2 separate regions of the Mus musculus genome follow, and region 2 is linked to region 1. Evidence: chromatin loops called from intact Hi-C (ENCODE). Cell type or tissue: gastrocnemius. All regions are shown on one strand. Links, peaks and the distances in the headings refer to the core of each region. The heading gives the core; the rest is flanking DNA.

What was found. Hi-C counts contacts between places; a loop is a spot of excess contacts. Peaks named below come from ENCODE experiments on the same cell type or tissue, not always from the same donor. Only the 100,000 strongest peaks of a DNase experiment are listed, where the experiment ranks them.
Region 2: it touches region 1 in a loop (5-fold over the local background); 12 of 42 quality-filtered maps call a loop at or near these places.

The regions. Positions count from the first base shown.
Region 1 is chr11:88,207,396-88,223,170 of GRCm38, reverse strand. Mrps23 (mitochondrial ribosomal protein S23) reads right to left here. Exons shown (of 5, transcript NM_024174.6): 3 at 13,241-13,318; 4 at 12,941-13,067; 5 at 11,664-12,521. The coding sequence ends at 12,408. Among named protein-coding and RNA genes, the nearest start is that of Mrps23, 11 kb to the right of the region's middle. In gastrocnemius, for the core only: a CTCF peak has its summit at 9,685 (motif pointing right); DNase peaks (open chromatin) are centred at 7,558, 7,797, 8,834, 9,163 and 1 more place; H3K4me3 peaks cover 925 bases; H3K27ac peaks cover 1,216 bases.
Region 2 is chr11:87,960,745-87,976,519 of GRCm38, reverse strand. No RefSeq gene overlaps it. Among named protein-coding and RNA genes, the nearest start is that of Dynll2, 19 kb to the left of the region's middle. RefSeq lists an enhancer at 9,915-10,959. In gastrocnemius, for the core only: CTCF peaks have their summits at 7,592 (motif pointing left) and 8,710 (motif pointing left); DNase peaks (open chromatin) are centred at 7,965 and 8,716; H3K4me3 peaks cover 1,014 bases; H3K27ac peaks cover 457 bases.

The DNA of each region.
Region 1 (15,775 bases), core at 5,277-13,276:
GCCAAGGACAACCCAAACTGCTGGTCCTCCCGTTTCTACCTCCTGACTGCAGAAGTGAGCTCCTGGTTTATACCATGCTGGGAATAGAGCCCAGCCTTGGAACATGTTTGACAAGCACTCTACCAACCGAGCTACATGCTCAGCTGAAACCCATCTTCGGGGTGCTTGCTGAGGTCTGTGGGTCGAACCACTACTGTTTTAGGGTCCTCAGAGAAAGCAGAGCCTTGGGTGGGGAGGGGCTGGCTGATAGTCACCTGCAGTACTCGGGCTTCAGCACTGGGCAGCACGGTGACTTTGGCCAGAAGGCCACTCTGGGCTGATTTTATCTCATAACTGAGAACAACAGTAGGTTTCTGCCTGTCTCCTAACGTGGTGCCAATTAAATTAGATGCCACAGTATCTGGAAAGCTTTCAGCATAATATTGGGTACCTGGAACTGTCCTGTGACAGTACCCGAAGACACTGATGTCCTCAGATATGTGCTCACAGGTAGAGTTGACTACTTGAGATTCACTGCCTCACGTAGGTTTGATCTGGATGCTCTATTCAACCCCAATGGCCATTACTTTGAAGGTCTGGAAGGTTGGCCGCCTGAATTTTTTTCTCCCGTAACTCATTCTGTGGCCTACAAATAGAAAGGACATAATTCAGATATGGCAAGGGCCCAAAGACAACACTCACACACACCAAATCCCCTTACCTCCAACAGAAAGCACCCCTGCGGACAAATGGCGAGTTGTGCTCTTGCGACAAAGCAGAAGGCTGTTTGAAAATAATCAGAAGTTCTCTCAGGAAGCCCAATTATATTTTTACATCAAGAATCAAAATGCTGGCGCGGTAGACTTCAGCCTATCATTCACGAGCCTTTTATCCTGTAATTAAGCCAGCTCTGCTGCTGGGTTAATTCTTCCCTGAGTGACACCACCCTTTGAGCCAGCCCGTATGTCGGGAGAAGACTTCAGTCTGATGATCTATTACACCAATACATCACTGCGGTGAGCTGCCTCCTTAATGATTTATCCATAACACATCATCAGAGTGAGGCGCACTCATAATATATTGCTCAATAAGTCTGCGGTGGCCAAGGGAGAAAGTGATGGGCAGCGGCCCACTCCGTGTCCTGGCATGGCTGGTGTCAGAGTGTGGGCCCGCACTGGGCTCTTCCTTCCTAAACCAATGTTTATACAGGCAGAAGGTCTTCCATGCCAAAGGACCTTTAAAACTTGAAAAAACCATGAGCCGGGAGGACAGGAAGACCCCTCCTCTCAGTATGGTTAACCTAAACCTGTGTGTCGAAACACTCCAGGTGCTTACCATGCAGGAGGTCAAGGCCACTGCATGTCCTGCCCCTAAGTCCTGAGCATCATCAACTCTGTAATCCATGCCAAGGATCTACCACCACCACCTGGCACTGTGAAAACTGCAGCCTGAGCCACCCAACAGGAGTGCCCTTAGTTACAGTCACGGGCCCAGGAGGGACGGCTCAGTCAGGAAACTGCTGGTGACGAAGCATGAGGCTCTGAGTTTGATCATTCACATGACCAAGTGACAAGCTGGGCATGGTGGCTCATGCTTATCATCCATCGCCAGGGAGGAGGAGGCAGGAGGATCCCTAGGACTCACAGGTCCTCCAGTTTAGTCTACTCAGTGAGCCCCAGGCTAAGTGAGAAATCCATTATCAGAAACCAAGGTGAGCAGCTCTCGAAGAATGACGACCAAAGGTTGACAGTACACACACACACACACACACACACACACACGCACACACACACACACACATGCACACACACACGCACACACACACACATATGCACACACACGCGCGCGCACACACACATGCACACACAGACACACATGCACACACATGCACACACACACATACACACGTGCATACACAGACACATGCACGCACACACACATGCACACACACATGCACCCACAGACACACACACATGTGTACACAGAGAGACACACACACATGCACACAGAGACACACATATACACACATGCACACACACACACACACCACACACAGACACATACATGAGCACACACAGACACACATGCACACACACAAACACACATGCACATACACTTAAAGTCATTTTTAAAAATCACTTATTTGGGGGATGAAGAGATAGTTTAGCCATTAAGAGCACTGGCTTCTCTTTCAGAGGTCATGAGTTCAATTCTCAGCAACCACATGGTGGCTCACAGCCATCTGTAATGGGATCCGATGCCCTTTTCTGGTGTGTCTGAAGACATCTACAGTGTACTCTTATGCATTAAATAAATAAATCCTTTTTTAAAATCATTTATTTCTTATTATGCTAGTGTAAATTCGGAGGTCAGAGGACAATTTATAGGGGTCAGCTCTCTCCTTCTGCCATGTGGGTCCTGGGATCAAACTCATTTGCCAGGCTTGGTGGCAAGCACCCTTATGCACCGAATCACACCAGAACATCCTCCCACCAGAGACTGTGGCGTGCTGAATAACAGTGGAGCTATTGTAAGCTTGAGTGAGACTGTGCAGACAGCTGGCGGACTGCAGAAAGCACTCTGAAGTGCTACAGGTGTGGCACAGTGGGTAGAACCTAGCATACCAGAGGACCTGGGTTTGAGTCCCAGCACCACACTAGAGGTAGAAGAGACCATTTCCCCAGGGTTAGTGCTGTGGTGACTATCTTAATCCTGACGGCCTCAAAGTTTTCAGGTTCAGGGTCGTGCCCTGGTGGCGGGTTCCTCTCTATATTGTGTTCTTTGTTCCATGGAGACTTGTGGAATCTCTATTTATCTAAATGCTGCTTTGTTAAAACAAACAAACAAACGAACAAAGGCAAAAGTGAAGGAATGGATGTTTACAGAAATCCTTAGTATGACGAAAACAAAGGCACTGGGTACATCAGAGTAAAGGGGATGAAAGACCCAACAAGATGTAAGCAAAGTAGTATGTAAAGTGAGTGGAATCAACACACACACACACACACACACACACACCCCAGAACTAACCACCTTGCTCAGAAAGCTAAGGACGGGCTGCCCAGCCCAGCAATCCCACTAAAGAGACCCCGGGGAGTTCTTGCTTGTAAACACACAAGAAACAGGCACAGTGAAGATCCTTGCAGCATCCAGGACAGAGCAACCTCAGCTCTGAACTACTCAAGAAGGGCTCATAAGTGAGAAGGGCAACTCACTTTTTAAAAAAAAATTTATTTTATTTGTTTGTTTACATATTTTATGTACATTTTGTCTGCATGTACTCAGAAGAGGGCGTCAGATTCCATGAGGATGACATGAGACTATAGTTAGAGGAGATTGTGAGCTGCTGTGTGGGTTCTGGGGACCAAACTCGGGATCTCAAGAAGAGCGGCCAGGTTTTTTTTCTTGTTTGTTTTTGTTTTGTTTTGTTTTGTTTTTAACTACTGAGTCATCTCTCCAGCTCCTATTTATTTATTTATTTATTTATTTATTTATTTATTTATTTATTTAGAGACCGGGTCTCTCTGTGTAGCTCTAGCTGTCCTAGAACTTGCTAGGTAGACAAGGCTGGTGTCAAACTCACAGAGATCCACATGCTTCAGGCTTCTAGGTGCTGTGGTTAAAGGGGTGTGCCACCACACCGGGCTGAGGGTTTCTTGTTACTTCCAGTGTGTGTATGTGTACGTGTAGATGAATGTGCTTGTGCCGGAGGAGGCCAGAAGAGGTTATCAGATCCACTGGAGCTGGAGTTACAGGCAGTGGAGAGTAAACACGAGGCTTCTAGAAGAGCAGCAAGTGCTCTTCATCACTGGGCCATTGCTCAGGCCCCAGAAGATAACAATAATGGGAAGGATAAACACCTCGTCCAAGAAGACAGCACAAGGGGACAAGACCGAGAATTTACATAGAAATACTTTGTTTGAGTTTAATAAGTTTAGTCATTGCAAAGGGGTAGCGTGTATGGGCCTGTATTTTATATATTGTATGCTTGAGGGTACTACACCAAAGCTATGCCCAGATGTACTTTAACTGAATGTAACAGCCAAAGCTAACTTGGGAAACCAAGACACCAGATTTACCGAAGCCATGAAAGGAGATCTTTCCCCTTGTTCAGGAGCAGCACTGGGTTTCCTTGAACAGAGCATCCTCGCATGGGTGAAAGAAAAGATGGATCCGTGATGTTTCCTCGGGACACAGAAATAGTCTGCAGAGCAGGAGCACACCCCAGCATCCTGAGATGCTGGCCACAGCTGGGTAGCAACAGAGGAGTGAGCAGCCGCATCTGAGACATCCCCAGAGCCAACGGGTCTTCTGGAGGCAGGCGGGAGGCAGGCTGACCCTGAGGGTGTGAAACAAGCTAACTCCGGTAAGACTCGCCTGTAACTCCTGGCCCTGGTGGCAGTTGACATCCCACTAAGGCCTTGTACTGGCTGTAGATATCCAGGCTGCCAAACTGGATAGGCTGCAAGGCCACTTGCCTCACTCAGCAGAGCTCTGGGAGGCTGGGGTAAAGCATCAGGGGTCTTCTAAGAAGACAGTGAATATTTTAGAGATAACACGGGAGTGATTTGGAGTTTAAACCAAGCACCCTGAGAGGGTTCGGGAAGCCAGCCTTTCCCGTAGAATTCTTGCACCTAGACTGAATGTTCCCACCCATCAGCCCTGGGTGAGTGCTGTTCTGTGTTGGGTCGGGTACCCTCACAGTCTGGGGTAGTTCCTTCTCCTTCCATCTTTATTACTGCAGCTGCAGAAAGCTTGGGCATTCTACAAAGTTGGAATGCAGTCAGCATCTAGTTCCTCTTTGGTACTTGAAAATGACCTGGCATTGATCCTGTCATCTCCGTGGCCAGGATGGGGAGCCACCCATGCCATTTGCTCCTTCCCTTGACACATGCAAGTGCCTGTTAAGTTCCACACTCTGTGTCAGGGCCAGATGTTGCTCAAAGTGGCTAAGTGACGTGCGTGAAGCCATGAGTGTCCAGATACGAGCCCCGATGTTCTGATTGTACAACAGAAGAAAGAGGTCAGAGCCTTCTACCGTCAGCTCTCCTGAGTGTACACAGCAAAAGTAGGAGCAGAATGTTGAGGGCTAACAGAAAACATAAGAAAGCCATCGACACGGATGCAAGCCAGGCACAGCGGTACACGCCTGTAATCCCAGCACTTGGAAGGTGGGAGCAGGAGATACCTTGAACTCAGCTACATAGGGAGTTCAAAGCCAACCTGGCCTGATCTCCTGTTCATCATTCTCTCTCCCTCTCTGTCTTCTCCCTGCCCCATCAGAAGTAACTAAATAAAAACAAGTTTGCTGTTTGTTTGCTTAATGAAGGCTACAACCACTGGGCAAATTCTAGGAGCAGAGAACCTGCTAGTACACTTTTGGTATTCTTCACTTGAAAATGTACATAAGGGGCTGGTGAGATGGCTCAGTGGGTAAGAGCACCCACTGCTCTTCCGAAGGTCCAGAGTTCAAATCCCAGCAACCACGTGGTGACTCACAACCATCTGTAATGAAATCTGATGCCCTCTTCTGGTGTGTCTGAAGACAGCTACAGTGTACTTACATGTAATAAATAAATAAATCTTTTTTTAAAAATGTACATAAAAAAAATGCCGGGCAGTTGTGGCTCACGCCTTTAAATCCCAGAACTCGGGAGGCAGAGGCAGGAAGATTTCTGAGTTCGAGGCCAGCTTCATCTACAGAGTGAGTTCCAGGACAGCCAGGGCTACACAGAGAAACACTGTCTCAAAAAAAACCAAAAAAAAAAAAAAAAGGACATAAATGTTGGGCAGTGGTGCCACACACCTTAATCCCACCACTCAGGAAGCAGTGGCAGGAGAATCTCTATGAGTTCAAGGCCAGCCTGTTCTATAGAGTAAGTTCTAAACAGAGACACCCTGCCTTGAAAAACAAGGGGAAAAAAGTATATTTATTTATTGGTGCATACAGTGCTGGAAAGAGCCAGGGCTATATAGTGAGACCCTTGTCTTTGTGGGGATTTTTTTGGTTTTTAATAACAGAGGTTTTTTTCTGTGTAGTCCTGTCTGTCCTAGAGATCTGCCTGCCTTTGCCTCCCCTAGTGCTGGGATTAAAGTTGTGCACCACCACTGCCTATCTGAGACCCTTGTCTTAAAAATCAAAACACCAAACAAAAGAGGTGGTAACTTTGGAGGCCGAGGATGGAGGGAGCAAGTACTTAGACAAATGGTGAGATTTCACGATGCTTCCTGTCTGCCTTAGTCTAATGTACATTCCCCCACATCGGACCTAGGCACCGAGGGCCTAGTCCTGCCAAGGACTCAGCTGCGGCTACTGGCTCATCCACAACTCGATGAGGCGGAGCTATGGGTGCTTTCTTACAGGCGAGGAAGATGAGGTTCCTGGGTCACTGACTCCCCTCACTGCACAAGATAGCACAGGTAAGACTTTCTGTTCCTCATTGCCTCCCTACCTACATCCTCCCTCCTTCTCCCTCTACATGAAATGTGCAGATGCGTCATTGAGTGAAGAAGGTTAGGAAGCAGTGCTCTGGGCAGAGTCTCCAGGGGTCCAGCAGAGTTAGCTCTCTCCTCTCCGGCTCCTATTATAGTACAAGGCGCTGCACACCCCCTCTCCTATCTATACACATACACCCGCAGGCCTCTGTCATTTGTCCCATGGCCCGTTCCTTCCAATCTCTACTCCATCCCAATAGCACCCCAGGACCTCAGCTTCCTAAATCTCAGTCAGAACGTTATTTCACAAGGACACTTGCCAACCTTGAAAGACAAGGGACCCGGAGGCAAGGAAATAAAATGTTTCTAGTTGAACAGCACGAGAGCGCAGCGCCACCTAGTGGTGCTGCAGCCTACTGCTCCCGGGCAGTGACATTTTCAGACAATCAATATCTCATTATTAACCATAATCACAACCTGATGTTTACTTTTGGAGAAGTGTTCTGGCAAGGGAGGCACATGCACTTTTCTGCGTGATTCCGAGGCCTGCAATCCTAAATGCCACAATGACTATTAAACAGTGTCCTGCAAGTGAGCAAACAGGAGGGAGCCGAGATTGACGGTCTATCTTTTTTCATCTAAGCTGCTCACCAAAAACAAAGCATCCGCTGAAGCCAGTGACCTTTCACTAACTGCTGGAAGGCAAATGCTTGATAAATAATAAATGGACCCCTACTCGTTGTTGCTTGGAACCATCTTTTAATTAAAAGAACTGAGCAGCGAGAAGGTCAGGTGACTGGTGTTTAAGTTAGAGCCCAGGAAAGGCGTCAATCAAGGGGAAAATTAAGCTTGAAATGCAACGTGATTGTCAGCTTAGCAAGTCGACAACAACAACAAAAACTCCCTCTGCAATCTCCCGGTGGAAGGAAGCAATGGTAGTTGATGGTGACATGTTTAGGGGACATGACACTCAACTCTCTGCCTCCTTTACCCTCCCCTAGCAACCAACTCACTGTGTCGGAGCAATAGCCACTTGCCTGGCTCAGCATCTCCACAGAAACCGCTCTGGAGCCAGGCGCATCCAATCAGAGGCCAGTGTGCCACACCGAGGACTACCCTAGGAGCGACGTGGAAATCATTTCCTGTCTTTCCCACAGGAGGGCAACTGCCCTTCCTCCGCCAGCCAAGGTGACTTCCACCAAGTGGCTCACAGAAACAGCCTGACAGCCCACAGCTAACCCCGCAATGAGGCTGGGACCTGACTCATCTCTGAGGCGGACCTCCAGAGCACAGAGCGGGGAAGAGAGAGCTCTCGTTTCCCTACCGCACTCCCACGCTCTGCTCCGGCAGTGGCCTGTGCAGCAGGCCTCCACTCTCGGGGCCACATTGTGTCAGGTGCCCTCTCTTCTAGACAGACTCGGGAAAACTGCCAACCCAGTTCAGCTTCCTGCCAGGCTTGGTCACAGCCAGCTCTGATGAGAATGGAGCAGGCCCAGTGACTCCAAGTGGGTCACATCTGGACCCTCCGGAGCTTTATCATCCCGCTTTAATAACTGTGATTTTTAAAAGACCAGGCTGGCTTAAACCTGCAGCAACCCTCCTGCCTCGGCCTCCTAAGTGATGGGATTACATATATGCAAAGTGAGGTGAGGACAACAGCAGGGGGTCTTTCTCAGGCACCGCCCACTTTTCTTTTGAGACAAGGTCTCTCACAGGCTGGAATTCGCCAAATAAGCTAGGCTGATTGGCCAGCAAGCTCCAGGGATCTGCCCACTTCTGCCTCCCCAGCACTGAGATTACAAGTGTACTACCATGCCCAACTTTAAAAAACAAACAAACAACAAAAAAAACATGGATCATGGAGCTTCAACTCAGGACTTTATTTACGCTTGCAAGTCAAGCCATTTACTGATTTAGCAATCGCCTCAGCTCCTGGCTTGGATTTCTTTTGCTGCCTCAGAGTTAGAGTCAGGGTTAAGGTTAGGGTTAGGGTTCTTCGTCCTATCCATAACTGAGGACACTTCCCTGGCTAAATACCACACCCCGGGTTGTGTCCTGCCGCCACCACTGCCGCCGCTGTCACCACCTCCACCGCTGTCACCACCTCCACCACTGTCACCACTGCCACCACCACCGTTATCTCATTCATTCTCCCAGCTCTACATCTTGTTTCTTTACTAGCGACTTCATCCATTTCTTAAATACCTGGGCCCTAGTCATCCCTGCCACTTGGGCACTGGGTTATAACCCCCACCTGAACAAAATTAAAGCCTTATTCCTTCCCCACTGGCTCTCACTTCACACTACCAGTCTCCTGGACACTCACACTTGAAGCCACAACATGGCTTCCCTGCTCACTCTCCCGCCCAGCAGACTCCTCAGTGCGGCTGCCAAGGCGATCACAATCTGATCCCAGCCTGTCTGTTCAAACACCTTTCCCATCGCTCCTCAAAACGGCGATCCATAGCCAGGAGAAAACCAGGAAGCTGTGTACCCATCATTTCAACTCACTTTACAACAGGAAGCCGCGGCAACTTTTGCACTTACATCGTGGGCTGGTGGCTGTGATGGGCACAAGGTGACACCAGTACAAACGGGGGCATCCAGAAAGACCCAACTTCTCGGGCTTGTCTTCTGCAAAAGTCACTGGAGCCTGGACACCTGCCTTCAGCTTCAGCTCTGCCAGCCCTCAGGAGGGCCCTGCTCCTGAAAAGCTGTTCAATGCTTCAGCGGCTACAAAGTGAAAACGTCTGCCCTTGTTTGTTCTTCATAGGAAAGGAATGCTTGACGCTGAAGGCCACAGGAAGCCTGCTGGGCACAGGCTGTAGACTTGGCACACAAACCACAATGAAGCACCTGAGTTCGGTCCCTATGGGGGGAGGGGTTCATCAGGAAGTTGACACTCAATCTGAATCATAAAGATACCAAGTAGAGCCGTCATTTGATATTTGAAACCATAAAAGCTGAGGAGGGGTCCCATGTAGTGAGAATTTTGGTTTCTTTAAAAACAGAAAGGGGGCTGGAGAGATGGCTCAGTGGTTAAGAACACCTACTGCTCTTCAGAAGGTCCCAAGTTCAAATCTCAGCAATCATATGGCTTACAACCATCTGTAACAAGATCTGACTCCCTCTTCTGGAGTATCTGAAGACAGCTACAGTGCACTTACATATAATAAATATTTTTTTAAAACAAACAGAAATATTATGGGGATATGTTTTTTAAAAAAAGATTTATTTATTATATTCAAGTACACTGTAGCTGTCTTCAGATGCACCAGAAGAGGGCGTCAGATCTCATTATGGATGGTTGTGAGCCACCCTGTGGTTGCTGGGATTTGAACTCAGGACCTTTGGAAGAACAGTCGGTGCTCTTACCCACTGAGCCATCTCTCCAGCCCCGGGAATATGTTTTTATTTTAATCCGAGGTGTGGGATATGGGATGCTTCAGATTTTCCATAGCAGCGGGATGTAATTTGCTTCATGCTCTGGCAAGGGTGTGATTTTGCCAGCTGCAGATAGTTTACATTTGGAATTTTGGGGTCTCTTGAGAGGATATAAATGCAAGAGCTCCAGAGGGGTACAGTGGCTGCTCTCCCCTCCTCCCCACTCCCACCACTGCTGCTGGTTGGAGATATCCTGAAAAGATCAATATTGCCCCAAGGAACCCAACTTCCCCTAGTCAGCAGGAAGTAGTCTAAAGAGATCGACAGCCCCCTTTCCCCTCTAGCCTTCTTTCTCTCCTACCTTGCGTTGGGGGTTGGAAGGGATACGGTTGGAGGATGGTAGAACTAGGAACCCATAAAGTAGCCAGAACTCCAGCAGAGAACCTTCCATGTTCCCTCATGAAGAATTCCAGGATTAATCCAAGGAGGACCCCATGCCCAGGAGCCTCTACCGAGTTCCTGTTGTGTGAGTGGACGCATGTGGCCATGTGGAGGCCAGGTGAGCCTCAGGTGTCAGCCCTCAGGTGCCACCCACCTTGGTCTTTTTGAGTCAGGTCTGTAATTTGGCCTGAAGCTCAAACGCTAAGCTGGCTGGCTAGCTGAACCCCAGGGACCCACTCTCTCCTGGCATCAGGGTTGCGTGTGTGGGCTGCTGGAGATCATGACAGCAGATCTGGTTCTGCCCCTCACCAGCTGAAGCACTCGGGAGAGCGGACCCTGCACCTCACCTGGGCAGCACAGTAGAGCTGACCCTGCCTGTAGGGTTGCATGTGGGCCAGCCGCAAGGGCATGAGCGTAGGACAGCTGCCCCTGGTGGTGGTGGGGATCTGTGTCACAGTGGGTACCGCAGTATACACTTTTGTCCACATCTCTTTGCTTGCAAACGTTTGTTGCAATCAGTCATTAGTCTGGTTCAAGGCCTCTGGCTTACTGCAACACTATCAAAACTGGGTCCTCACCAGGACTACTCTGCTGTTGCCCTGTGTCATGGAGATCCAACAACTTTGGATCTTCAGGATTGACTTCTTCATGTGCTCCAGCAATTGATAGATGGGGTAGATGTTGTGTTGGGATAACTCAAAGCCCTGGACCTGGGCCTGGGTGGGAGCTGAGTTGGTGAGACTTCATCTCTCCCACACCCACACTTCCCAGGGTGAGCTCTCCAGCACTGCCCCGACCAGCTCACCCAATGCTGGCAGCCAGCAAAAGGTAGGGCCAATTCTCCAGCTCTCATACCCTCAGGCCACCTCACCTACACCCAGGCCACCATAGACAGCACTACTGTGCTGCCCAGGCAAGGTGCAGGACCTGATCTCCCAAGGGCTGCAGCAGTGAGGGGCAGGGCCAGCTCTCTGGCTCTGATAACCTTGGGGCCAGCTCTCCTGAGTGTCCCATAGGTGGCAAGGAACAAGGGGCTGGGGCAGCTCTCCCTCCCTTGGGGCTGTCTCACCCATAACCCCTGCAACCAGGGTCACCTTTCCCCAAAATCTAACCTGATATGGAACCCAATAGGTGTCTGATGTCTTTGAATGGAGATTTGCTTCTCCATCACAAAGTGAGATTCCCCCACCCGCACCCCCAGTGTGAGGAACCATAAACCAGCAGCAATGCCGGAAGCAGTGGGTAACTCAGCAGAGAAACACTTCAGTTAGACTCACCCACACTCACATGCAAGAGGTGGACAGGATATAGACTGTCCTTCAGTGCAGGATGGAGAAAGGCCTGCACTCAGAACTGCACTGAGAAGCCAGAGGCTTTAAGACTTTTGACTGCTGGATGAAACTACCCACAAATAGAGAGCCAAATCACAACAGGATATCGCATTTATTTGGTGTAACACAACACAAGGAAGCAGTACCAGGGCGGCAGGATGTTTGTGGGGAAGACCACCTGAATCAGACCCCTACCCCTGCCATCTTGGAAATCCAGTGACTAGGAAAACGTCAGTCTTTAGCTAGGTGTGGTCATTTATTCAGTCACCAAACAATTTCTAGGCAGCCTATGAGCTGTGTGCCCATGCTGATCATCTCAAGAGCAATGAACCCAACCCGTGACATCCAAGGACTGGGTGTGATCTTCGTCCACATCAAACAGGCACTCGGTCTTACTGCAGCAGGAGTTGGCTGTGCCTCTGCTGTGCCTGTCAGGATGCAGTCAACAGCTCTACAGAAAAAAAGTACAAACACCACCCGCAGACACGGCCGAGGGACCGGACCTTGTGGCCAAGTAGGATTCTGAGGGATCCAGACGAGAAGCCCAAAGAGTTCAGATGCCGGCAGCCCAAGGCCAGCACAAGGCACCTTTAAAGGCTTCCTGGTGTTATTTACAGTTTCAAAGTAAATTTACTTTGTAAGCATTGGAGAACCCTTTATTTAACCATGTCTTGAAATAAAAGTTCACAAAGCTGGTGCTTTCAAACCACAGTACTGAGATTCATAACATCCCGAAAACAGGGACTAAGAGAAGGCACACGTGCCTGAGAGATGGAGGCCATCAGAGTCCATCAGCTTGGGCCAGCGGTGATGGGCGTGCTCATGCGCTGAAGGGCCTCAGGGAGGGGACGGGGCTGTTTCTGGCTCCTGCTTCACCTGCCCCCGCTGCGCCAGGTCATCGTCTTCCTGAGGCTCATGTCCTTCTGATGAAGCTTGGAGTCTCACGCTGACCTGTGAGGGTTTGCAGAGAATGTGACTACCATCATCTTGCTTACAGGACCAGGAACAAGCATGCCTCTCAGATGCTGCCAGTGTACCAGTGACCAGGCACACAAACATCTATAGAACTACATCCTCAGGAGCCTAACAGCAACTCACTTGTTCCAAGCAGTGGCCGCAGAACCCAGGATATTCAATACAACAGTATGTGACCTGGAGTTTAAGGCATGAGCCAAGGATTGGGGGAAAGCAAACTACCCTGCCCATTTTATGGACAGAGAGACAATACCAATTGAAATTTGTGTGTGTGTGTGTGTGTGTGTATGTGTGTGTGTGTGTGTGTGTGTGAACAAACACACTAGTGAGCACACATGTTACTATGGAGCTACACCCCGGCCCAACAAGAACAGCTTTGACAATTAGGTACTCACAGTCCTTGCTTCTCGAACTCTTCTTAAAATGATGCCTTCTGCCAACAGAGCCTTCCCCGTTTCTACAAATAACTTCTCTTCATCTGTTTCTCCAAGATTCTGAAGCTCTGTGTACTTCTCCACAAACCTAGAATTCCAAGCAGCCCATACTAGGCCTGTGTTGGGGCTACAGAGACATCTGCTACCCAGCACCAAGCAGGGCCCAGAGAGAGCTGCCTAGAGGTGCACCCCTCCTAGAAACAACAGCTGAACCTTCGGGGAGGGGGGGGCTATATTTACTTGGGCCTGGGAAATGCTTACCGCTGACAGGTAGACTTGAAGTTTGGGTTGAAGAGATCAAAAGCTTTCTGACCAGATCCATAGGTTGCAAAGAATTTCCTAGAAAATATAGAAACAATATGAATCTCCAATCATAGGCTATGGAGAGTGAGGCAGAGGGAATACAGGATAACTGCTAGGCCCTGAGAAGTTACAGAGCCTAAGCCAAAGGACAATGCATACATCAAGTGGAGAGGGATCTCAGGGAGGCCTAACACTCCCTTACCCTTCTGCCCCACCAACTTCCCTGTCCTTCCTTGTCCCCGTTTCAGAAAACAACACTAACCAGATTCACATGTCACCACACTCAGAAATACCCCACCAACAAATAACACTACAGATGTATCACTCTGTGTGTGTGTGTGTGTGTGTGTGTGTGTGTGTGTGTGTGTATGTGTGTGTGTGACATGCACACCACTGAGTGTCCAGGTGCATGTGGAGGCCAGAGTAGGACATCAAGTGTCCTCCTCTATGGCTTTCCACTTCAGTGCTGAGCCCAGGTCTCTCACCAGCCTGGATGCTCAGCGCTTGGCCTAGGCTGGCTAAACTGCTCTCAAGATCTTTCCCTTTTCCCCCAGTGTGGAGGTCAGAGGGACATGTAGGTGTGCCCAGCTTTCCACACGGGTGCAGGAGATTCACACTCAGGTCTTCATACTCTACAGCAAGTGCTCTTACACTGTTTTCAAGTCTCCAGACACATTCTTTAACTCCCAAAAAGGGGTGCCCCTCCCTGTCTCCTAAACTGGGGAAGAATCTGCACATCAAAAAATTCATCTTTGTTGGGCCTTTGAGGTGACCTGGGTGAGACACTTGCCATCAAACCTAAAGCCTGACTTTGATCCCTAGAACCCACACGGTGGAAGGAGAGGACTCCTGTTAACTTGTCCTGACTCCTACACGCATGCTGTAGCATGTACTCATGCATGTACATACATGCACATCCCCATCTTAGTAAAACATAATAAAAAAATGTAACAACCCTTCTTAAGTGTACCAATAACATGTAGTACAGTCAGTCACACAACTACTTCATCTATTTATTTACTATATGTATGGAGGAATGTGTGTGTCACTACACATCAGCAGAGGTCAGAGGACAGTCTAGGGAGTAGATTTTTCTCCTTCCACCGTGTGGATCGTGGGGCTTGAACTCAAGTCATCAGGCATGGCAGCAAGCGCCTTTACCCACTGAGCCATCTTGCTGGCCCTTCAAAACCATCCTGATCGTCCCCCACTGAGGCCCAGGACCATCAATCAAACACTCACAGCCCTCGCTTGTGTTTTTAGAAGAAATTATCTCAAATGACTGCAGAAACTGTTTCTGGTCCGCAGCCATCAAGACTGCTGTAAGAACACCTGTGCTTACTAGTGTACTGTACAAGTAAGCCCATGGAATAAATCCACAAAAAAATCGTATTATGGAATCAAAGTAGGTGCTTATTTATCTGAGAAACAAAACCACAAAATACCCTTCCAAACTGCCGAAGTGCTCCTTAAAGCAACTGCACCAAATTTACACTCAAGTAAATTTTGCAATATACAAGTGTCTACTTTTCTATTTCATGCCCCTTGCCAAACTGATAAACTGAAAATTACAATAATTATAGTTTTATCACCACCAACATCCCCGCCCCCACAGAAAAAGAAAGCCATTAGACATCTTTTTAAGTTTGAAAGCAAACCAGATTCTTCCTCTCTAAATTGTTCATGATCTTTGCCCATTGTCCTTGTAGTGGTTGCTTTGAACTAAAGATTCCTATGGGGAAACCCCACGATTTAAGAGTAGAGACGGCAGGTCTGGCCATTCATCAGGTCACACAGACAGCCCTTAAAGCAAACAGCACTGGGGGTCCTAGGGAAAGACAGAAGGATGCTCCTTTCTCTTCTCTCCCAAGGAAGAACAGAGCAAGAAGACAGCACTCTCAGAAGTGTGAGCTATCTCCAGATTCAAAGCCAGCATGATCTACAAAGCAAGTCCCACCCAGGAATCATAATGAGTCTCAAAACAAAACCACCAAAAAGGTCTGAGGTGGCAAGGTGGCTGAGTGCTTGCCTGGTATGTATGCAAAACTAAGTTCAACTACAGGCATAGCAAAGCACAAAGAAGCAATGCATGAGTGACCACGTACATGCGTCAACCTGGAGCAGAAATGTTTGGAAAGTCTTGAGGAGCAAAACATACTTGTTCTACTATCTTAGGAAAGGGCTGCACTGTAACCCTCACACTACGGAAGATAGCTCATGTCTGTAATCCAAACACTATGGAAACCAAAATAAGAAGTTGCACAAATGTCTCAAAAAGCACAACACCAAAAAACCTAGTTCAATCAAAAGAAGTGGAGGGAAAAAATTTTTTAAATTAAATTAAATTTAAAAAAAAGCTAGTTCAATCTTGACTCTCCATCCTCGCTGTTCAGTGTCTTCAGCTAGCCCAATGGATGCATCTAGTCATTAAGCCACTGATGTTTTCATGAGCAGAGGGTTATGAACAACCCAAAGGCCATGAACTGGGCTAGA
Region 2 (15,775 bases), core at 5,167-13,166, 250 kb after region 1:
ACATTCTGCTCACCGTTAAAGGATTTTTTTTTGTTTTTGTTTTTATTTTTTGTTTGTTTTTGCTATTGAAAACTGCTGCTATGAACATTATTCATGTTTTTGTGTGGGTATCTTGAGGTTGCCACATCTACTGAACTGCCATTGTAGCAGAAAGTGGTGATAGTCTGTAAATAAGTGAACATCACTCTTCCAGTAAGCCTTCGTGCAGATGGGGTCCAGATTTGCCTGGACCATACCTGGCCAACCTCCAATCCAGCTGCTTTCACAGGACTCAGTATTCCAGAACTACTACGGAAGGTGACTTCTCCCTCTTCGGCAGCCAGTAGGTTCCCCTCTGTAGTGCATTGGTGTTAGGAATGGTGGTATTTCTAACCAGTTAGAAGCTGGTACTGGCCATCATCAAAAGTGGCTGTATATGTGCAGTGACATGGGCAAGCCCTTGACCCTTGCCACCAACGGCAGGCAGGAGAGCTGGCCCTGCCCCTTACCAGCTGCAGCACTCAGGAGAACCAGCCATGCACCTCACCTGGACAGCTCAATAAATCTGGCCCTGGATGTGTGTGTGTGTCTGTGTGTGTGTCTGTGTGTCTGTGTGTCTGTGTGTGGGTCACTGATGAGCTGCCTTCAAGGGCATGAAAGCAGGAGAGCTGACTGGCTGACCAGCTAAGATCCCTCTCAGATCCAGATCTAGGGCTTTGAATTGGCTCAGCCCAACCAACATCTACCCCATCCATGAACTGCTGGAGTGCATGAAGGGGCTGGTCCTACACATCCAAAACTACAGGATCTCCATGACACAGGGCAACAACAGGATCTTTGAGAAGAGTCTCAGTGCTGTTCTAGTATTGATAGTGTATCAGAATCCAGGTGCCTTGGACCAGACCAAGTCATTGCCATGAACATATGCAAGCAGAGAAGTGTGGACAAAGGGTATACTGTGGGCCACTGTGCCACACTACAGCTTCCACAATGAGATAACTTTTCTTTGTTGATGGGGAGGTTGCAGGGGTGGAGGGGAAGAGGGGGAGAGAGGAGTGGAATTGGGGTACATGATATGAAGGTCACAAAAACCGAAAGAAGTGGCTGTGTAATGCTCTGGTACAATGCTACATGTTGAACATGAACGCAGTAAACACTGAGTCATGGTTTAACTCTTCTATCAAAGCAACCCTTTGAGTTCCTGGGACTGGCCATGCCTGTCTTATTTTGGTGAAAGCCAACCTTTGGCCCTCCAAGGAAGCAAGATCTTCTCTGATGATTTATATCAAAGTCACTTCTACTCTAGAAACAGCCAGTCACCCTAGTAGGTTGTCTTGTCCACTAGTTGCCTATCTAGCTAAGTCCCTTGCAAGGAATTGCCTTATGTCTATGTGGGGGCTGGCTAGGCAAGGCTGAAGCCTGTAGAGCAGGCTGTGAGGACAGACTGGCTGGGAGCCTCAGGCTGGAGCTCCACAGGTCAGATCTCTTCGGGGATCCCCATCATCCAGGACAATCGCATTCACATAGTGTTAGCTGAGGCCACAGAGCCTCTTCCCAGCAAACTGCAATTTTGTCTTTCCTACTTGGTCCCGCACACAGCTCCTTAAACCCAATCTCTATTGAGGCAAACAGCCGCGCTTCTGCCTGTCAGAGCACTGCCACCCTGTGGACAACTGGAGATGAGTCAGAGCCCCTGGGAACTGCTTTTTTGTTCCATCTGCAAACTTCATCGGGTGTGATGTAGTTAGCTGTTATGAACACATGAAACGGTAGGGGAGAAGAGGGAGGCAAGTGAGTGTTATGGCATATATACACAAGACAAAAGGGGGTACGCACAAAGCCTTGTTGAGTGGAGCCTCAGGGCTCAGCTTCTCTGTCCCCAGCAAGGCAAACACCTGGATCAGGTAGCCTGGGTAGTGACAGCACCTGGACTGCAGCCCAGACCTGACAGAGAAGCCTCTCTTGGGATGGTCTCAAATCCAGCAGTGGTGGGGACCCTTGGGGTGTGAATGGCGCACTCAGCAAGTCGCTCACGAGTGGTGGACTTTTTTTTTTTTTTTTTTTTTTTTTTTTTTTTTGATGCTGGATGGAACCCAGGGTCTCACAATAGGCAAGCAGTCTGCCTCTGGGCTGCAATCCCCCGGCCAAAAGTGACCAAGATCTGGCCTCCAAAGTCCAAAGAGGTCCACTGTGTCCTTAAGGTTTTTCTTTTTCTTCCCTCCCTGCCAACCTCCCAGCTATACAAAGGGCCCAATGCAAGAATGTATTGTTTACTTTGGAAGAGAAATCTTGACTCAGGCTACTGAACCCCAGAAATTCCACAAAAAGTCTGACATTATCAGGTGGATTCCCTTGTCCCATGAAATACAAATATCTTACTAATGCTACTCTGTGCTCACTACTAGGTCCTACCCATATAATGCCACCATGCAGTGACATCTGGTGGAAGGGAAAGACAAGGTCTCAAGAACTAGATGATAAACTGGGAGAGCGCTTGTGCTGACGGGGGTTGGGGAGAGTGGGTGAGGTGGGGGTGGGGGGGGGAGGGGAGCAAATGGCTTCTGGTTTTTATAAGCAGGTGCTGGGAAAGGCATTTGCTACCTCAAAAGCTGTCTGTTAGATGCCCAGAAATGTGTGGAGCAGGTAGGTCCTTTCTCAGGGCAGACATGGTCACCCCGCAGTTTGTACTGGGAAATGAAGCCCTGAACTTATGCTTCCCCCGCCCCCCTCCCCGTTTTAACTGTATTGGTTACTTGTTTCTGTGACAAAGGCTCTTAAGGAAGGGTTTGCTGGGCTGGTGAGATGGCTCAGTGGGTAAGAGCACCCGACTGCTCTTCCAAAGGTCCGGAGTTCAAGTCCCAGCAACCACACGGTGGCTCACAACCATCCGTAACAAGATCTGATGCCCTCTTCTGGTGTGTCTGAAGACAGCTACGTGTACTTACATATAATAAATAAATAAATCTTTAAAAAAAAAAGGGAAGGGTTTGCTTCAGCTTGGAGTCCCAGGAGTGTGAGGCAGCCAGTCACATTGCCCTCAGTCAGGCAGAGATGAACCTTGGAATGGTGTTACCCACAGGTAAGGTGGGTCTCCCCACCTCAGTGACCCCGTGAAGGCTTTGTCTTCTAGGTTATTTCGGATTCTGCCAACTTGACAGTTGCTATGGTAAATTACTGGAACGAAAGCAACTTCAGGAGAGCAAGGGTTTATTTGGCTATCATAGCAAGGTCAAAGCAGAGACTTGAAGCAGCCGAGTCAGAGGCACAGTCAAGAGTAGAGGGGGAAGAAATGAATGCACGTTTGCTTGTGCTTAGCCCCTCCTCCGGTACAACCCGGTACAACCCAGGACAACCCAGGACTCGAACCCAGGGAATGGTGCTCTCCATACTGAGTTCTTCTCACCCTAACGTAGTCAAGACAGCTCCTTACCCATGCACCCACGGGCCAAGCTAATCAAAACAACCCAGGTGACAACCTGTGCCTATCTGCCTGTGAAACCTCATCCGAAGGGTGTGGTGTACATCTCACCTTTGATCCCAGCCTATGGGAGGTTAGAGGAAGCTGGATCTCTGAAAGCTGAGTGGGAGGTTAGAGGAAGCTGGATCTCTGAAAGCTGAGGCCAGGCAGGTCTACATAAGCAAGTTCCAGACCAGCCAGGGCTCCTCATGGCTCAACCAGCCTTTCTTTTCTTTTCTTTTCTTTTCTTTTCTTTTCTTTTCTTTTCTTTTCTTTTCTTTTCTTTTCTTTTCTTTTCTTTTCTTTTCTTTTCTTTTCTTTTCTCTTCTTTTTCTTTTCTTTCTCTTTCCTTTCCTTTCCTTTCCTTTCCTTTCCTTTCCTTTCCTTTCCTTTTCTTTTCTTTTTTTTTTTTTTAGCCCTGGCTGTCCTGGAACTCACTCTATAGACCAGGCTGGCTTCAAATTCAGAAATCCACCTGCCTCTGCCTCCCAAGTGCTGGGATTAAAGGCCTGAGCCATCACTGCCCGACCAGCCTGCTTTCTTATAGAATCCAGGACCATCTGCCCAGGGATGGCTCCACCCATAATGGGCTGTGCCCTCTCCCATCAATCACTATAAGAAAATGTCCTTGCCATTGTGTGGTGGCGCACGCCTTTAATCCCAGCACTCGGGAGGCAGAGGCAGGCGGATTTCGGAGTTCGAGGCCAGCCTGGTCTACAAAGTGAGCTCCAGGACAGCCAGGGCTATACAGAGAAACCCTGTCTCGAAAAAAAAACCAAAAAAAAAAATGTCCTGGACTGGAGAGATGGCTCAGTGGTTAAGAGCACTGACTGCTCTTCCAAAGGTCCTGAGTTCAAATTCCAGCAACCACACTGTGGCTCACAACCATCTGTAACAAGATCTGACTCCCTCTTCTGGAGTGTCTGAAGACAGTTACAGTGTACTTACATATAATAAATAAATAACTCAAAGAAAGAAAGAAAGAAAGAAAGAAAGAAAGAAAGAAAGAAAGAAAGAAAGAAAGAAAGAAAGAAAGAAAGAAAGAAAGAAGATTTTCTACAGGCTTGCTTTACAGCCCCTTCTTATGGAAGGAATTTCTTAATTGAAGCTCCCTCTTCTCAAATGACTCTAGCTTGTGTCAAGTTGACATAAAACTAGCCAGCACTCAACAGTCTTTAAAAATTCCAGTGTTTTAAAAGTCCAAACTCTCAACTTTGAGCCCAAATTAAATTAAGCAAGTTGTATGCTTTCTTTCTTTATTGTTAATTTTATGTGCACTGGTGTTTTGCCTGCACGTATGTCTGTGTGAGGGCATCAGATCCCCTGGAACTGGAGTCACAGACAGCTGTGAGGTGCTGTGTGGGTGCTGGGAATTGAACCAGGGTCCTCTGGAAGAGCAGCCAGTGCTCTTAACTGCCGAGCTATCTCTGTAGCCCTCCCCTCCCCCAAGCTTTATACTTTCAACATACAATGGAACATACAAACTTTCTTTTTCTTTTCTTTCTTTTTTCTTTTTGTTTTTGTTTTTTTTTTTTCAAGACAGGGTTTTTCTGTGTAGTCCTGGCTGTCCTGGAACTCACTCTGTGGACCAGGCTGGCCTCGAACTCAGAAATCCATCTGCCTCTACCTCCCAAGTACTGGTATTAAAGACGTGTGCCACCACTGCCTGGCTATAAACTTTTTTATTCCAGAATGGAAGGCCAGGTGCATAGCAAATGAACAGTACCCCAAGGCAAAATGGAAACCCAGCAGGGAAAACATCAAGTCTTGTAGTTCCAGTGACTAACATCTGAAGCTTGTAATAGAGTCTTCTGGGTTTTCACAGGATTGGGGACCCCCCCCCCAGCTCTGCCTCCTTACATGTGGCTCCTTAGGCTCGGACCACATGCACTCCACACCTGCAGCTTTCCTTGGCAGATACACGATGGTTCTGGCATCTCCAATACTCTGAAGTTCTCTATTGCTACCATGGCTTTACCCTCGCTGCTTCATACAATATCCTTTCAGGGCCTCTATGCAGGAACAAAAATCATGTCACACAGTGTCTGGCCTCAGCTGCTCTCTGTGATCCATTTAATGTCAGTCACATCTTTGCCATCAAAACCAGTGCCAGGCGGATAATGCTTATGATACCATCAACTTGTGTGGCCAGCTTGAGATAGAGTCTGACCCACTCAGACCATAGCTGTAGCCATTTCCTGGCGTTGGTCCTGGAGTTCTCAGGGAGTTACTATTGAGGAGCCAAGAGCCCCTTCAATTTAGGCTTTCTTCCTTGAGACGAATTCAGACCCCTGAAAGATGGAGCCTCGGATGGGTTGGGGCCTTGCCCTCAGACATCCTTCCCAGTACCACTTGAGGTTCCCTTCAGCCATGCTGATTACTGCACCAGCCAGAACACTCTCTCATATTGGAATTCCCTCTGCCAAACAAAGGTGTCCCATCTCTAAATTTTGCTTAATTCAGAGACTCGGGTCTTAGAATAAATCCAGGTTCTTGGTCAGAGTGTTGTGCAAATGGGTTCTGTCTCTGTCCCTGACCAAGTTCTTTTCCCAGCTGGACTCAGGGTTGGATGTCCATAACCGACCCTTCTCCTTCACAAAATAAGTTCCAAAGCCTTAAAAGCCAAACAACAGCTTGTCATAGCAATGACTCCACTCCCTGGGAACCAGTCTCTAGCTACGTTTCACTCTGTGACAAAAAACCCCAACAAAAAGCAACTCTGGGGAGAAAGGGTTCATTTGGTTTCTAGTTCTAGATTACAGCTCATCATTGCAGGGAAGCCAAGGCAGGACCTCAAAGCAGACAGTCCCATCCACAGTCAGGAACAGAGAGAGGATTCATGCTGCGTGCACGCCCACTGTGCTCAAGTCCACTTTGCACTCACACAGCCTGGGACCCAAACCCAGAAAGTGAGTGGTAGCTTCCACAATGCATGACACTTCTGACCTCAGTTACGTCGATCAAGATAGCTTCTACCATATGATGGTTTAAGGTCTGCTGAAGTTTGGTCTTGTTGTCTATTGTAATGCTGAGTGTGAACCCCCAAAATCTGGAGTCTGCACACAGACCCCAGTGATGTATGCGACCCTGCCCCAAGTGATTTCTGGTTGGAAAAAAGATGCCAACAGCCAATAGCTGGGTAGAAGAGACATAGATGGGGTTCCCTTCCCAAGGCTTGGGGCTGGGGGAGAAGACAAGAAGGAGGAGGAGGAGGAGGAGGAGGAGGAGGAGGAGGAGGAGGAGGAGGAAGAGGAGGAGGAAGAAGAAGGTAGTGCAGGAGAAAGAAGAGCCAAGGATTAGCTGAGTCATAAACCCTGGCCCTGAGGGCTGGCCAAGTGGAGTTAAGAGCAGCCCAGATGAAACATGGTAAGCAGTAATAATTCAGGTTATAGATAGGAAAGTAGATTCTAATAGCATAGAAGGTAGGCAACTGTCCATCTCTTGTGCTGTTTAAGGCTTATTGTAAATATAAAGGCAGTGTGTGTCTGTTTCTTTTATCTGGGAACTAATGGGTTAAATGCAGGGTAGAAACTCCGGGTTGGGATTAAATAATTTCTTTCTCTCTTTCTTTTCTTTTCTTTTTTTTTTTTTTTTGTTTTTTGTTTTTTGTTTTTTTGAGACAGGGTTTCTCTGTATAGCCCTGGCTGTCCTGGGACTACTCTGTAGACCAGGCTGGCCTCAAACTCAGAAATCCACCTGCCTCTGCCTCCCAAGTGCTGGGATTAAAGGCATGCGCCACCACTGCCCGGCAATAAGTTCTGCAACAAAGGTCTTTCACCGTTTCTACCATATGTGTAAAAGCAGCACACATTCAGTGAAAAACCCTCATTCCTTAAGCCACATTTATCTCCCTTAAAGTGCCCTCATGGTTATATAGATGCATACTAGTTACTATTTATGCAACTGGTTATGAACACTGGACGTGCCAACACTTCCTAGTACCTGTGTACCTGAGGGCAAGGCTGTTATCTCCTAAAAGCTGAGATTAGGGGCACGCCCATCACACCTGGTCGTGCCTGGCTGGGTGTTGCCTCTGGGCTGTTTAAAGTTTGGATCAGGAGCTCAACCGTTCTGGCTGTTCTTCTAGAGGTCCTGAGTTCATTCCCAGCAACCTCTTGGTGGCTCATGACCTTCTGAAACGGGATCTGATGCCCTCTTCTGGCAGGTAGACAGAGCACACCTACATTTAAACAAAGAAAGGTTCAAAGTTTGAGTCAGGCCCCTATGGACAATCTTGGGTTTCTCACCTGTAAAGTGGAGATGGAAACCATTGCGTTGTGGAGTGACACGCAGGAGAAACTTTCACTCATTTTAGCAAATGTCCCGAGAGCACCTGCCCTGGGCCAGATTCGGTTTCCTGCTACTTCTTTTAAGACCCGGTTTCTAAGTAGGAATTGTAACGTTTGGACAGAACCCTAGACATTTGGGTTAACGTTTAGGTTTCCATCTGCAGTTGTGTGGGAGTTTGAATGAAAATGGCCCCAGAGGCTCCTAGGGACTCGTACTATTGAGAGGTGTGGCCTTGGTGGAGTAGGCGTGGCCTCCCTGGAGGAGGTGTGTTACTTGGGGGCGGGGGGGGGGCGGGGGAGGCGGGGGGGGGCGGGGGGGCTTTGAGATGTCAGAAGCTCCATCCAGTCTTAGTGGCTCACCATCTCTTCCCGTTGCCTACGGATCCAGATGTAGACCTCTCACCTCCTCCTCCTCCTCCTCCTCCTCGTCCTCCTCCTCCTCCTCCTCCTCCTCGTCCTCCTCCTCCTCCTCCTCCTCCTCCTCCTCCTCCTCCTCCTCCTCCTCCTCCTCCTCCTCCTCCTCCTCCTCCTCCTCCAGCACCGTGTCTGTCCGCATGCTGCCTGTCATGATGATAATGGACTAAACTTCCGAATTGGAACTGGAGTTACAGGTGGTCGTGAATTGCCTTATGTGAATGCTGAGAACTGAACTCTCATCCTCCGCCAGCCTTGACCACTGAGCCATCCCTCCAGCTCCTGAAAAAAAAAATGTTTTGGTCTCTGTGTGCCTTGTGGAAAGTAGCTTAGGCTTTTGGAAGGAAAGTTTTTACAGCAGCTAGCACTTTCTGACGTTTCTACCCGGAGAAGTTCTAGTTTCATATTTCGTAATGACTCCAATGTAAGGTTCTCGAAAACGAGGTCACATCCTCCGTTGTGTTTCGCTTTACCTAGCAAGCACCATTGTCCTGGGTATGCAAACCCTCAAACCCTCAAGCTTCAAAACGTGAATGTACTTGAATACCCGTGGAGAAGCAGCGCCATCTTCTGGTCTGAAGGAATACTGCAGCACAGAGCCGGAGAGGTTTGGTTGACCTGAGCCGCAGGTGGCAAGGCCATGCTGGAACCAGAACTCTTGTGTTAAAAACCACTCCCAGAGCCTGGAAAATTATGCTCTCCTGAACGCTCTGTTTTGGCTTTTAAACCACAGTCTTAAGCGGATGTGCAGCTAGGAAAAGCCATTTTGTCTAGGCTTTTGCAAGGGTGGAAATGTAACTTATTGAATGTGTTATTTGCTGAGCACTGCATCTGTATTTTTACTTTATGTGTGTGCATGTGGAGGTCAGAGGTTAACCTCTGGGGTTATCTTCAAGAAACGTCCACTGTGATTTTTTAAAAAGATGTACTTATTTTATTTATAGGAGTACACTGTAGTTGTCTTCAGATACACCAGAAGAGGTCATTGGATCCCATCACAGATGGTTGTGAGCCACCATGTGGTTTCTGGGAATTGAACTTAGGACCTCTGGAAGAGCAGTCAGTGCTCTTAACCACTGAGCCATCTCTACGGTCCGTCCACTGTGATTTTTGAGACAAGATCTTTCACTGGCCTGGAGCTCTCCTGACGAGGTTTGCCTGGTGCTGGGGTTACAAACCCAAGTCACCATGTCCCATTTTTTATTAACGTGGATCCTGAGGAGTGAACTCAGGTCCCCCCTTACTCACTTATCTGGTAACAGTCTGGTCCTTCCAGGCCTTGCTTTCATTAGGCAGGCTTGGAAGGATACTCACCCTCACTCTTATTTCTGGCTCTAGGCAGGAAATACGTGGCTATGGCTCTCTCGCCTTTCTCGGGCGTCAGATAGTTTTGTTACACACATGTACTGATCAATGTCCTGTTGAATACCAGAGCGGAGGCCCTGCACACCTCTGGGGCTTGCTCTCTACGTGGCACTCAGCTCTCCAGCAGTTGGCCACCTTGGTTGGTCCTCTGGCCTCTGTTTAACTCTCCAGAGCTCAGTAATCCTTGGCTTCCTTAGCTGCCCCTCATCCGCACCTAGGCAGGACGGTGGGACTCTCATTGTTTATTTTCCTGTCTCTCAGTTGTGGTCATCCGTTAGCCTTCCCCGCAGTGCCCAGATTCTTGCCTTGTTATTTTGATTGCTCGACAAGAAGATAAGGCTGTTGGCGACTCTTCATCTTGTGTGGAAGTCTGAACCTATCAACGGGATCTTACCGTATACCTTACACCAGCAGCTGTTCCCTCTGTTTCTGAGGTTGGCCTGAGGCGAGGGAGGTCTGCTGGGGAGGCACCAGTCTGCAGACTGCTGAGTTTGCTGGCTGTTGATTGGAGCGGCCTAGGTAACTGGGCCACGTGTCTCTCATCAGCTGGCGGACCAGCCTGGGCTTGCTTCTAGGAGCACGCACTCCTAAGAAGCCAGCTGTCATCGTTCTTCAAGGCTGTTCTAGAAACATTTTACTCTTTGCTAGTGCAAGCCACCACCTCAAGGGCAGGATGAGAAACAGACCAACGGTGGTGGGAGGAGCCTCTGTGATGGGAGGAGTCTCATAGTCATGCGGGACTGCACAGATGCCGGAAGGGGCGGGGATGTACAGCCAAGTTATCTTTTATAGACATTATCATTATTTTAATCCTTGCAGCAAACCAGGGTATAGATCTTGTCATTGATACTTTACAGACATTAAGAGCTCACAATGGGAGGCAGAGCCAGGTTTTGAACTAGGGTCTTCCTGCCTCTGCCCCGTCTCTAGCCGTTGTATCACATACTTGGTGTGCAGTGTGTGTAGTTCTGACTACAGGTAGATGTATTCAGCACCAGGAATAGACCATTCCCTACCGTGGTCCCCGTTGCAGGATGCTTACCACAGCTTTGAATTCTTCCTAACACTCCCACAGCCTCTCCAAGCAAACACAAGACCCTGTCCCTGGGGGTTCCTTCCCCTTAGGGCCTTTGGGGCTCAGGGACACTCTAAGGGAGGCATTTTGTGTAGAGAACCAGGTGCTGATCATCTGTGTCTCCAGCTAGCCTGTGCCTCAGGTGATAAGTCAGGCAATCCTCCCTCTCTGTGCCTGGATAGTTCCAGAAGCCTCAATGGCTCCCTGGTGTCCCCTCCAACTCCTCATATAGAATTTGTCATGTTTGACTAAACTGCTCTCTTTCCCATGGGCTTCTGCAGGGCCTCTCTCTGTCTCCCTCCCAGTTTCTCTCTCTCTCTGCCTCTGTCTCAGTCTCTGTCTGTCTGTTTCCTTTCTCTCATTTCCTGGCACACAGCTCTGTATCATCTCACTTAACCCACTTCCCCATGTGATTTCTCACCACCCAGACCCATTTCCTCCCTAATTTAATCAAGAGATTAAAGCCACACTGTTTTTCTCTTCTGAGTGTGGCTAATGAGCTGCCTCTGTCTCCAATCCTGATCTATCGTGGCCCCTCCCACCCTCTCTCGAGTGTCCATGCGTTGCCTGATCACTATTTTGTAGTTTTGTTTGACTCAAAACATCTAGAGCAAGCAGGCCCAGCTGGGGTCCAGTGAGGAGCCCAGAGAGACAGTGTAAGTGATCCACAGCCCAGGATTGCAGCTTTCCTGCAGAGGTCAAGGGCAGCCTGGTCTACATAGTGAGTTCCAGGCCAGCAGTGCTACGTACGTACCAAGACAGGGAGATCCTGTCTCAAAAGACTCCAAAGAAAAACAAACAGAAAGACAAAGTAAATGAGAGTTTCAGGAATCTGGGGGCCTGAAATCTTAGATCGAAGGATGACCTTGGACAGCAGAAAGTTCAGGCACTTTGGGAGATGAGTGTCTTTAGACTGTCCCTTCGGTCCCTATCCTCAAAGGCACCTCCTTTTGCCTTGTGTCTAGCTGGTTCAGGGAGATGGGCTCCATCAGTAACTAACTATAAGACGGCTTCCCAGGGAGAGCGGAGACAGAGACAGTGGGAAGCCACCAGCCAGCTCTCCACAAGGCAGAGTCCTGCTCCTCCTTCAGATAAGCTGTGAGGTGCTTTGTCTCTGTCACTGTCTATCCATGCTGTGGTCTCCAGTTAAGGTCTAGAGACTGTGGCATTGTCACTAAAGCTTTGGGAGAGAAGACAGGTCTTTTGTCTATGTGATATTTTTGTCCTAGAGCAGGCCACAGAGACTCCCTTCAGCTGTGGTGGTTTGAATACGTGTTTGAATGCTTGCCCATAGGGGCTAGCACTATTAGAAGGTGTGGCCTTGTTGGAGGAAGTGTGTCACTGTTGGGGCAGGCTTTGAAGTCTTAGATACTCATGCTAGGCTTAGTGTGGCATTCACTTCTGCTGCCTATGGATTAAGATGTAGAACTCTCAGGTACCTCTCTAGCACCATGCCTGCCTGCACGCTGCCATGCTTCCCACCATGGTGACAATGGACTGGACCTCTGAAACTGTAAACCAACTTCAATATAAAGGTTCATTTTATTTATTTATTTATTTATTTATTTATTTATTTATTTATTTTGTGTTTTTTTTTTTTTTTTTTTTTTTTTTTTTTTTGAGACAGGGTTTCTCTGTGTAGCCCTGGCTATCCTGGAACTCACTCTGTAGACCAGGCTGGCCTTGAACTCAGAAATCTGCCTGCCTCTGCCTCCCAAGTGCTGGGATTAAAGGTGTACGGCATGGTTCATTTTATAAGAGTTACCCTGGTTATGCAATATCACAGCAATAAAACCTAATAAAAGACAGAAATTCAGGAGCTGGAGAGGTGGCTCAGCGGTTGAGAGCACTGACTGCTCTTCCAGAGGTCCTGAGTTCAATCCCCAGCAACCACATGGTGGCTCACAACCATCTGTAATGGGATCTGATGTCCTCTTCTGGTGTTGTCTGAAGACAGCTACAGTGTACTCACATACGTAAAATAAATAAATAAATAAATCTTTTTTTTTTTTAAAGGCAGAAATTGGTTCTAGAAGTGAGGTATTGCTGTGATAGGCTTGATAGTGCGTTTGTTTGGAGGAATGTGGACTTTGGGACTTTGGACTAGGAAAGCAGTGGAATGCTTTAAACGGGGCTTACTGGGCCATCCCAGCAGGAATATGGAAGATACTGGTGCTGATGGAGATTTGAACTACCGGAGCCTGGTGTGAGAGGTTTCAGAGGGGAAGAATATTAATATGTGGCTGAGAAACTATTCCTGTGATATTTTGGCAAAGAATGTGGCTGCTTTCTACCCTTGTCCACCTTTTAGTCTGCCTGAGGCTTAAGTGAAGAGTTTTGGATTAATTGCATCACCAGAGGAAAACTCAAAAAAGCAAAGTATTGACTGTGTCATGTGGTTATCAGTGCTCATTCTGATGAGGATCTATAATAAAAAGGAGTCAACTGAACAAAAAAAGATTAAAAATGTACAATCTAAGGAGAAAAGGGGCCCCCGGGAAGTGGAATGCAGCGAAGTCCTGTGTTCAAGGAGATAAACGGACCAAAGAAAAGCCTGGTATTAAACGGAATAAGGAGGGTCGTGATTTTGGGGGAAGACCCCACCCAGCTAAGCTTCCAACCTGTGAGAAGGAACTGAAGAAAAGCTTAGCTTAGGTTCAGGCAAGGTGGTGCATGCTTTTAGTCCCAGCACTCTAAAGGCAGAGGCTGAAGGATCTTTAAGTTCAAGGCCAGCCCAGTCTGCAGAGTGAACTCCAGAACACCCATGCTTAGGCAGTGAAGGAAACCATAGAAAACAGAAAGCTGGTGACTATGTAACAGGAACAAAGGCCGTGTTCCAGGTCCAGAAAGCAGCAGAACTTGGCAGCTTGGGCCATGCGGTTCTGGCTTTAGAGTCAAAGGCAGAAGAAAGGGGCTGGTGAGATGGCTCAGCCGGTAAGAGCACTGACTGATCTTCCAAAGGTCCTGAGTTCAAATCCCAGCAACCACATGGTGGCTCAAAACCATCCGTAAAGAGATCTGACTCCCTCTTCTGGAGTGTCTGAAGACAGCTACAGTGTACTTACATTAAATAAATAAATAAATATATCTTTAAAAAAAAAAAAAGGCAGAAGAAAGGGTTATGAAATCTCCCTCCGTGACTAAGGAGAGCTGCTGAGGCCAGGCATGTGTCAGCGGCGTCCCCGTCTGGAGGTCTAGAGAGGCCGTTGTGTGAAACTGTGAAGGTTGAAGCCTGGATTGCTTTGGAGACCCCAAGATGTTGGAGACACCAGGGTTTTACTTTATAAGAGTTGCTGAGGTCATGGCATCTCTTCACAGCAATACAACGCTAGCTAAGACTCTAAGACCCCTTGAAATATCAACCCAAGACTGGTGCTCAACAAGTGAGCTTCAGTGACCCACAAAACTACGTAGACTCTGCTGCTCCCTTGAGTGCTCCTCATGACTTTGGGGAGCGGTAATAATGCAAAATAAATAAATACATATATAAAATAAATAAAATAAAAAAAAGTGAAGTGCCTCAGTGGGCAGCAGGGAAGGGGAGGTGAGGCAAGCAGCAAGGAGAGTCAGGCCAGGGGCCAGCGAGGAGCGACCCCTCTCCCTGGGGCAACCATAAGTGTTGACACTGAATATTCTTGTTCCTTCCAGCCGTACCTCTCTATAGGTGAACCATGCTCCTTGATTTGACTGCTGAAATGAGTGAGATGGACAGATGTCCCTTCTAGGTGGCTGTGTTAAGAGCCAGTGCTGCGTTGCCTAACTACCTGTCCTGTGGATATGACAAGGCTCTTTAACGTGGACCCTGAGTGATGGTAAGGGGGGGTCTGGCCTGGCCTGGCCTGGTGAGGCTGGAGCAGAGGACTCCAAGCTTGTCCGTCACTCACATGATGTAAGTAATCCATCCTGAAAATGCACATGATGGATTTCTAAGGAAGGCGTGAGGTCAGGTCTGGTGGTTTTCTAGGACGGCCTCAGAGGAGGCCAGTAGGGGACGGGCAGGGAGTAGGGTGGCAGATGGCTTTTAAGAGCTTTGCTTCTCTAATGATTGTCTGGGGATGGTGATACTTTGAGCATTTTCTCAGCATCAAGATGCTTCATCAGCCAAGCTGAGAATCTTGCTGCAGACACTCACTGGGTTGGTCTCGGGCAACTCACTTAAGTTTATTGAGGATTCCCTTCCTGGTCTCTGTAAGTGCAGCCTGGAGTACCTGTCCTGAACATGGCGTTGCCATGTGGTATGTAGGTGCTCATTCAGTGGCTGCTTTTCTCTTCTGTCTCACTCGGCCCAGTGCTGATAGGGGTGGCAAAGGAAGGAACACTGTCTCCTATATTCCTCTGGAGGTGCGTGCCCCCTCAGCTGCCTGTGTTGACCAGAAAGTCACAGCAAACAGGTCATCCCAAGTACTTCCTGTCACTAAAGGCTCGTGGGTCCCTGTGTATATGTGTACATACATACATGCACATGCATGTAGCTGAAGTCAGAGGAAGCACTAGCCTCAAATCTGAAAATAGTTTCTGAAAAAGATTTGTACTGGTTCACTGAGACGCTGGAGACAAAGCAAGACACAGGCCATTTCAGAGATCAAATAAGCCAAATTTGAACCCTGGTTGATCCTAGTCCAAAGCCTTCACCTTTTATATAAGGGACAGCAAGTTTTTCATTACAAAGATGGAAAGTATTAAAATCCTCCAGGGGTGGGGGGGGGTTTGCATTGGATTAACAAGCTAGAGAACATATGTACAGTCTACTCCACTGTACACAGTGTTTAGGAAGGGTTTGAAATAGATGAAGAGAAAAGGACTGCCTTAGGGTTTTATTGTTGTGAACAGACACCATGTCCATGGCAAGTCTTTTTTTGTTGTTGTTTTTTTTGTTTTTTGTTTTTTTTTGTTTGTTTTTTTTGTTTTTTTCCGAGACAGGGTTTCTCTGTATAGCCTTGGCTGTCCTGGAACTCACTTTGTAGATCAGGCTGGCCTCAAACTCAGAAATCCGCCTGCTTCTGCCTCCCGAGTGCTGGGATTAAAGGCGTGTCCCACCATGCCCGGCCACCATGGCAAGTCTTATAGAGAAAACCACATAATTGGGGCTGCCTTACACATTCAGAGGTTTAGTCCGTTATTATCATGGCAAGAAACATTTCCATGATGGAAACATGGTGCTGGAAAAGCAGCTGAGAGTTCTACATCTTGATTGGT